Regions from separate parts of the Homo sapiens genome. Here all the other regions are linked to region 2. Evidence: chromatin loops called from intact Hi-C (ENCODE). Cell type or tissue: Caco-2. All regions are shown on one strand. Region 1 overlaps NRCAM (neuronal cell adhesion molecule). Region 2 overlaps NRCAM (neuronal cell adhesion molecule). Region 3 overlaps NRCAM (neuronal cell adhesion molecule).

Region 1 (2,500 bases), 110 kb after region 2:
TGGTGACACACTCTGGAAAGGAATAAGCATTAGGACCATAGAGGACGCTCTACGACTAATGCTCGTCGGAAAATGACTAGAGGTGCTGGCATCCCTATGTTCTTTTTTCAGATGGGAAATGTTCCCCCTCAAGGCAAAAACACCCCTAAGATGTATTCTGGACAATTGGGACCAATTTGACCCTCAGACTCTAAGAAAGAAACGACTTATATTCTTCTGCATTACCTCCTGGCCACAATATCCTCTTCAAGGGGGAGAAACCTGGCCTCCTGAGGGAAGTATAAATTATAACACTATCTTACAGCTAGACCTCTTTTGTAGAAAAGAAGGCAAATGGAGTGAAGTGCCATATGTACAAACTTTCTTTTCATTAAGAGACAACTCGCAATTATGTAAAAAGTGTGATTTATGCCCTACAGGAAGCTCTCAGAGTCTACCTCCCTACCCCGGCATCCCCCTGACTCCTTCTCCAACTAATAAGCAACCCCCTTCAACCCAAATGGTCCAAAAGGAGATAGACAAAGGGGTAAATAATGAACCAAAGAGTGCCAATATTCCCCGTTTATGCCCCCTCCAAGCAGTGGGAGGAGGAGAATTCGGCCCAGCCAGAGTGCATGTACCTTTTTCTCTCTCAGACTTGAAGCAAATTAAAATAGACCTAGGTCAATTCTCAGATAACCCTGATGGCTATATTGATGTTTACAAGGGTTAGGACAATCTGATCTGACATGGAGAGATGTAATGTTACTGCTAAATCAGACACTAACCCCAAATGAGAGAAGTGCCACCATAACTGCAGCCCGAGAGTTTGGCGATCTCTGGTATCTCAGTCAGGTCAATGACAGGATGACAACAGAGGAAAGAGAACGATTGCCCACAGGCCAGCAGGAAGTTCCCAGTGTACACCCTCACTGGGACACAGAATCAAAACACGGAGATTGGTGCCGCAGACATTTGCTAACTTGCATGCTAGAAGGACTAAGGAAAACTAGGAAAAAGCCCATGAATTATTCAATGATGTCCACTATAACACAGGGTAAGGAAGAAAATCCTACCGCCTTTCTGGAGAGACTAAGGGAGGCCTTGAGAAAGCATACCTCTCTGTCACCTGACTCTATTGAAGGCCAACTAATCTTAAAGGATAAGTTTATCACTCAGTCAGCTACAGACATCAGAAAAAACTTCAAAAACTTAGAAACCCTATTGAACTTGGCAACCTTGGTTTTTCATAATAGAGATAAGGAGAAGCAGGCAGAACAAGACAAACGGGATTTAAAAAAGGCTACCGCTTTAGTTATGGCCCTCAGGCAAGCAGACTTTGGAGGCTCTGGAACACGGAAAGGCTGGGCAAATCCAATGCCTAATAGGGCTTGCTTCCAGTGTGGTCTACAAGGACACTTTAAAAAGATTGTCCAAATACAAATAAGCCACCCCCTCATCCATGCCCCTTATGTCAAAGGAATCAATGGAAGGCCCACTGCCCCAGGGGACAAAGGTCCTCTGAGTCAGAAGCCACTAACCAGATGATCCGGCAGCAGGACTGAGGGTGCCTGGGGCAAGCGCCAGCCCAACCCATCACCCTCACAGAGCCCCGGGTATGCTTGACCATTGAGGGCCAGGAGGTTAACTGTTTCCTGGACACTGGCTCGGCCTTCTCAGTCTTACTCTCCTGTCCCGGACAACTGTCTTCCACATCTGTCACTATCCGAGGGGTCCTAGGACAGCCAGTCACTTGATACTTCTCCCAGCCACTAAGTTGTGACTGGGGAACTTTACTCTTTCACATGCTTTTCTAATTATGCCTGAAAGCCCCACTCCCTTGTTAGGGAGAGACATTCTAGCAAAAGCAGGGGCCATTATACACCTGAACATAGGAGAAGGAACAACCGTTTGTGGTCCCTTGCTTGAGGAAGGAATTAATCCTGAAGTCTGGGCAACAGAAGGACAATATGGATGAGCAAAAAATGCCCATCCTGTTCAAATTAAACTAAAGGATTCTGTCCCCTTTCCCTACCAAAGGCAGTACCCCCTTAGACCCGAGGCCCAACAAAGACTCAATAAAATTAAGGAACTAAAAGCCCAAGGCTTAGTAAAACCATTCAATAGTCCCTCCAATACTCCAATTCTAGGAGTACAGAAACCCAATGGACAGTGGAGGTTAGTGCAAGATCTCAGGATTATCAGTGAGGCCGTTGTCCCTCTATACCCAGCTGTACCTAACCCTTATACTCTGCTTTCCCAAATACCATAGGAAGCAGAGTGGTTTATAATCCTGGACCTTAAGGATGCCTTTTTCTGCATCCCTGTACATCCTGACTCTCGATTCTTTTTTGCCTTTGAAGATCCTTCGAACCCAACGTCTCAACTCACTTGGACTGTTTTACCCCAAGGGTTCAGGGATAGCCCCCATCTATTTGGCCAGACATTAGCCCAAGACTTGAGCCAGTTCTCATACCTGGACACTCTTGTCCTTCAGTAAGTGAATGATTTACTTTCAGCT
Region 2 (2,500 bases):
AGTGAGTCACAGTGAGAAATATCCAACTGAAAAAGGAAGTGCTCTACATAGTCTGCCTTGTTTGATGGAAATTCCCAAACATATTTCTCTATTCAGAGAGATTTCCTGATTTATTCTCAGTACTATAACAAAGCAGAATGCACACTCACCTTGGGGGCGGTTTCCCTTTGGCTTCACACTGGATTACAATATTCTCCCGAGGGTCAATAATGTAATCTTTTGGAGACTGTTGGGTGATGGTTGGAGGCTGTACCACTTAATTGTAGAAAAAAAAAAATGTAAAAAAACAAATTATTTAAAATCATAATAGTAGCCATTTTTTCCTGTATCAAAATCACTTACCTTAGACTAAATATGCTTCAAGTATTTTTAGTAATTTCTAGTGTAGCAGCATATACTTCAGTAGATTTTTCTGCTAAAGGTCTGCTAAAACTGTGAAGTCAAGGTTTAACTTTCTTTCGGTAACTATGTGTACTTGCAAAGTCCATTTTCTCACACTAAAAGTTTGGGGAAATAATTATCAATACAAACCTAATATTAAGACAGTTTCTTTTCTGATGTAACAATGAGAAATTCTTTTGATTCCTTTGGTTCAAATGATGTTTTTCAAAGGAATTTAAGTTATGATAAATTTGCATCTTTCTTAAGAAAGAGTAACAGACTTAGGTCATTAGTGTGTGCTCATATAAATCAATATATGTTGGGGACAAATACATTTGAGAAGTTAATATTAAACAGACTGTTAAACTGGAGATGTGACATCTCTTATCAGAGCCAGGAGGTAAGTGAATGAGGAACAAAGATAAAAGAGTCTTATTTAGAAGATAAATGGAATTGAGGAAGTTCTCTGTCCTAGGAGACAGTGTTCCCATTTACTCTTCAAAGTGTTATCTGATCTTTTATTATCAAATCCTATGGGGAAACTGTTCTGACCCAGAACAATCTAATCTGAAGAAACCTGTATCTGGACCACTAATGCTCTTCAAATTGTTCTAAAATCACCATGTCCTTCTTCTTGTGAGATCAGAATTAGTGTTATGACAGGAAGTGACTAAAGAATAATTTTTTACAACCTGTTTTTTCTTACTCAGTGCAGCAAAATGGCTTGACTAGGAAGGCACAAAGCAGAGACCTAAACTCTCTCAACTGGCTCCTGGTAAGAAGCCACTGCTTGCACAACTCCATGGAGAGCTGTTTACACAGACCAGTGGTTCTCTACCAGAGGCAATTTGTTTCCACCCTTCCAGGGACATTTGGCCATATCTGGAGGCCATTTCAATGGTCTCGACTGGGGTGGTAGTGATAGTGGTATCTCGTAGATAGAGGCCAGGGATGTTGCTAAACATCTAACAACGTACAGGACAATTCCACACAACAAAGACTTATCTGGTCTCAAACATCCATAGTGCTGAGGCTGAAAAGTTCTGAGGCAGACGACAATGTGCTTGGCACCCCTGGAGCTGTGCAATGCAGTGGCCATACCACAGCACCTTTCCTCTGCATCTGGGAAATTCCCCCAAGGCCCTCTCTTGGATTCTCACTGTTCTTTCCTTTCCTGCTGCATTTGACATTCTGGCTCATTTAAGTTTTTCATCTTCTGGATCTTCCCTTTCCTCTCTGCCCATACCTCTGCTTCCTTTGTGAAACTTCTTCCACTTGCCAACCAAACATTTCTCAAAGCTCAGTAACTGCCCACTGTTCTTGTCTCTCTTGTGGTTAATTGTTGCTAGAGCTAAATGTATCACCTCCACATCTTCAGTCTTATAAATCTATAAACCCGGTTGCGTCCTCTTCTCTTGTCTTCTAGTCTTATTGCCATCCACAAGACATCTTTTACTAAATATTCAAATAACAGCTAAAGTACAAATCAAAAGCTAGCCTCATTACTGTCATCATTTATTGTGTACTATTATATGCAGGGTACTGGGCAGTGTCAGTTTCCCTTCCCTTTGGAATATCCCATCCCCCTCCTTGTCTTTCCAGCTGCCCTTCCCCCCTCCGTCATCCATATGGAATCCTCATTTTTCTAGCCTTGTCAGTTTCCAAGGTGGCCTGATTGTTAAGCACTAGTCTGTTTCTTACTAGCTGTGAGATTTCAAGCCAATTTCTTAACTTCTATAAGTCCTAGTTTCCTGAGAGGGAAAATAAAGTTTAAAAGTAGTATTACCACCTAGGATAGCTAGCAGGATTAAGAAAATAATTACTATAAAATTCTCAGTGTATACCAATGTTATAATGGTTCAATAACATCAGCTATTTTAAAATTATTATCATAATCATTTTTTATTTGGACCAGATTCACCTCTGAATGATCCTTCAGGCTCTGGGAGTATATAGAATTTGGGATAATGGAAGGAAGCCTGGAATTCCACATCCAAGGAATAGTGGCCATAGGGAGTGGGGGAGGGGATTCTTAGGAGTGACTCAGTTCAATTCCTTGTGCTTTTCTGGGAGTGACACAGGTGCAAATCTGGTGGCTTCAGAGGCAGAGCTTCTATTC
Region 3 (2,500 bases), 120 kb after region 2:
AGACATGTCATGGGGATGCAGAGTGGAAAGGCTCATTGTTTTCTCTCTCCTATCTTCAGTAAATGCACCTCCATTGGTGATTAAATTAGGCTTAAGTATTTCTAACAAAAACAGTTTCTCTAGTTGGGTTTTCCCCTCCATCTGCTAAGGTGGTCTATTTGGAGAGGGAAAGAATAAAGCTAAAAACATTACTCCTTTGGCCATCAAGGCCTCCCGCTTCACCTTAAATAGACTACATATGGTAGGGAGGGTGGGGAAGCCCTTTCATCCCTACGGATTGGCTTGTCCTGACAATGTGTAAAATCTCAGGGAAGAATCTTGTGATTGAAATCTTCATAAGCCAAAGCTAAAAACCACAAATGTTCCCTTTCCCCTCAAATGGTCTTTAGCTACACTTGCTTTTTAAGGGCTTAAAGCTTCTTGCTGGCTAGCTGGCGGCTCACACCTGTATTTCCAGTACTGTGAGAGGCCAAGGCAGGAGGATCACTCGAGCCCAGGAGTTCAAGAGCAGCCTGGGCAACATGGTGAAACCCCCTCTCTACAAAAAAAAAAAAAAAAAAGGCCTGACAGTGCATGCCTGTAGTCCCAGCTACTCGGGAGGCTAAGGTGGGAGGATTGCTTGAGCCAGGGAGGTCGAGGCTGCAGTGAGCCGTGGTTATACCACTGCACTCTAGCCTGGGTGGCAGAGCAAGACCTTGTCTCAAAACAAAAACCAAAAAACCCCCAAAACTTCCTGCCACTGTCCCAGTATTCCTACGTATTTTTTTTTTTCTTTTTAAAGAGAGGTAGGGAGATGTTGGTGATAGGTTGGTAGGTTTCATACAGAAGCTTCGCCAATGTCAGGTGATGTCTAATGCATTCACACACAGATTCCCATGACTGGTAATGCACAGAGCTCCTCCTGAAAGCTTGCATCTCTGAAGCCTGAGCCAGGCTTTCAAGTACAATAACTGCATAACTGCTGGCGCTCTGCTGCTTCAGCCCCAGCGTATGCCCTGAACACTGTAAGTCACTCCCTCCTGTCAAGGGGAGTTTGTTTACCCTATTAGCAAAACGAACTGAGTACTGCCTCTGGGTATGTGAATGCGGCAGATGTCTGGTCAGGAATTCTGCCTGAGGCCAAAGTCTAAAGGCACTGCCAGATGAGGACATCACAAAACTCCCAGCAGTTAAAGGGCTGTAGCAGGGGAAATGACTTAACAGATTGCATGAAATTGTTTAAGAATCATTCTAGGGGTTGTCATGCTTTTCAGATTTGCATAGATATGTCTATAAGCTCAGGACCTGGCTGACAACCACCAGAGTTATACTCACCTCCTACCATATTTTGTCTAGTTCATTACACCTTTTATCCTAGCCTTACAAGTAGGATGTAGGCTATTTTAGAGTTTTTGAAATGGCTTTCTTTTACCAATATTCCCTCCCCATTGCCCCACACCTTCCAATCCATCAATCTATTCATCCATTCATCCATCCATCCATTTAATCAATGCTTATCTAGGTCCTATGGGAGACAGAAATGAAGCAGATGTAAGTCTTGCCTTTAATGTAACCGAAGTGGGAATCAGATGTTCATAAACAGTGCTTGGCACATTGTGAGCACTATAAACATAGCAACATAGATAATTACAATAAAACTAGGAGAAAGTCAAGAGTCCCATAAAAGAAACACAAAAGCTACCAGGACAGGTGTTTGAGAGAAGGAGGGTGACCTCTGATATGATACTTGAAGGAAGATCATTTTGACACTTGGTGATTGGCAATGGGAGATGGGAAGACATTCCTAACTAAAGAAAAGTGAAAGAAAACACAGAAGTGGAAAAATATGGAACACGTGTGAGAAAGAAAATCTCATTTTTCTGGAACACAGGGCATAGAAGCGAAATAACAAGAGAAACTTGGAAAGGTATCTAGGTCTCAGATTTTCAAAGACCCCTGAATGAACAAGTTAGGGAATTTGAGCTGAAGGCAATGGTTAGCAACCAAAATTTTTTTATTTTCGACCTAAAAAAAATGGAGGTATAATTCCAAACAGAAAAATGTACAGATCTTCAGTGTCCAGTTTGATGAGCTGTGACAAATGTCTGTTACCATGTAGCTCCAATCAAGATATAGAACATTTCTATCACTCTAGAAAATTCCTTCTTGCCTCATTCAAATCTGCTCCCCTCCCATTCTCCAGTGGCAACCGAGGTTCTGAATTTCATTCCTATAGATGAGTTTTGTCTGTTCTTGAACTTCATAACAATGCTATCATATAACATGTGCTCTTGTTTCTAGCTGCTTTCGCTCAACATGGTTTTTAGATTCATCCATGTTCCAGATGTTTTAAGCAGGAAAAATAATATGATTATAACTGTACTTTGGATGATTAATCTGCTCTATTGTATGGAGGCCTTTGAAAATGTAAATGTAATTTCAGCAGCATATTTCAGGGAAGTGGTTATCTGTAGAAATGTACAAAGAGATTGGATTCAGACAATAGTGGAGTAGGTAGAAG

The links. Hi-C counts contacts between places; a loop is a spot of excess contacts. Peaks named below come from ENCODE experiments on the same cell type or tissue, not always from the same donor. Only the 100,000 strongest peaks of a DNase experiment are listed, where the experiment ranks them.
Region 1: a loop joins it to region 2, with 9 times the contacts of the local background. A loop is called at or near these places in 3 of 110 quality-filtered maps.
Region 3: a loop joins it to region 2, with 4 times the contacts of the local background. A loop is called at or near these places in 3 of 110 quality-filtered maps.

Annotation. Positions count from the first base shown.
Region 1 is chr7:108,339,691-108,342,190 of GRCh38, forward strand. The region is part of intron 2 of NRCAM (neuronal cell adhesion molecule); the gene reads right to left. Among named protein-coding and RNA genes, the nearest start is that of NRCAM, 120 kb to the right of the region's middle. In Caco-2, no CTCF peak of the experiment used is centred here; DNase peaks (open chromatin) are centred at 911 and 1,441.
Region 2 is chr7:108,234,434-108,236,933 of GRCh38, forward strand. It overlaps NRCAM (neuronal cell adhesion molecule), which reads right to left. Exons shown (of 33, transcript NM_001037132.4): 6 at 150-255. Among named protein-coding and RNA genes, the nearest start is that of LAMB4, 110 kb to the left of the region's middle. In Caco-2, no CTCF peak of the experiment used is centred here; DNase peaks (open chromatin) are centred at 1,208 and 2,498.
Region 3 is chr7:108,357,703-108,360,202 of GRCh38, forward strand. All of the region lies in intron 2 of NRCAM (neuronal cell adhesion molecule), which reads right to left. Among named protein-coding and RNA genes, the nearest start is that of NRCAM, 97 kb to the right of the region's middle. In Caco-2, no CTCF peak of the experiment used is centred here; a DNase peak (open chromatin) is centred at 1,069.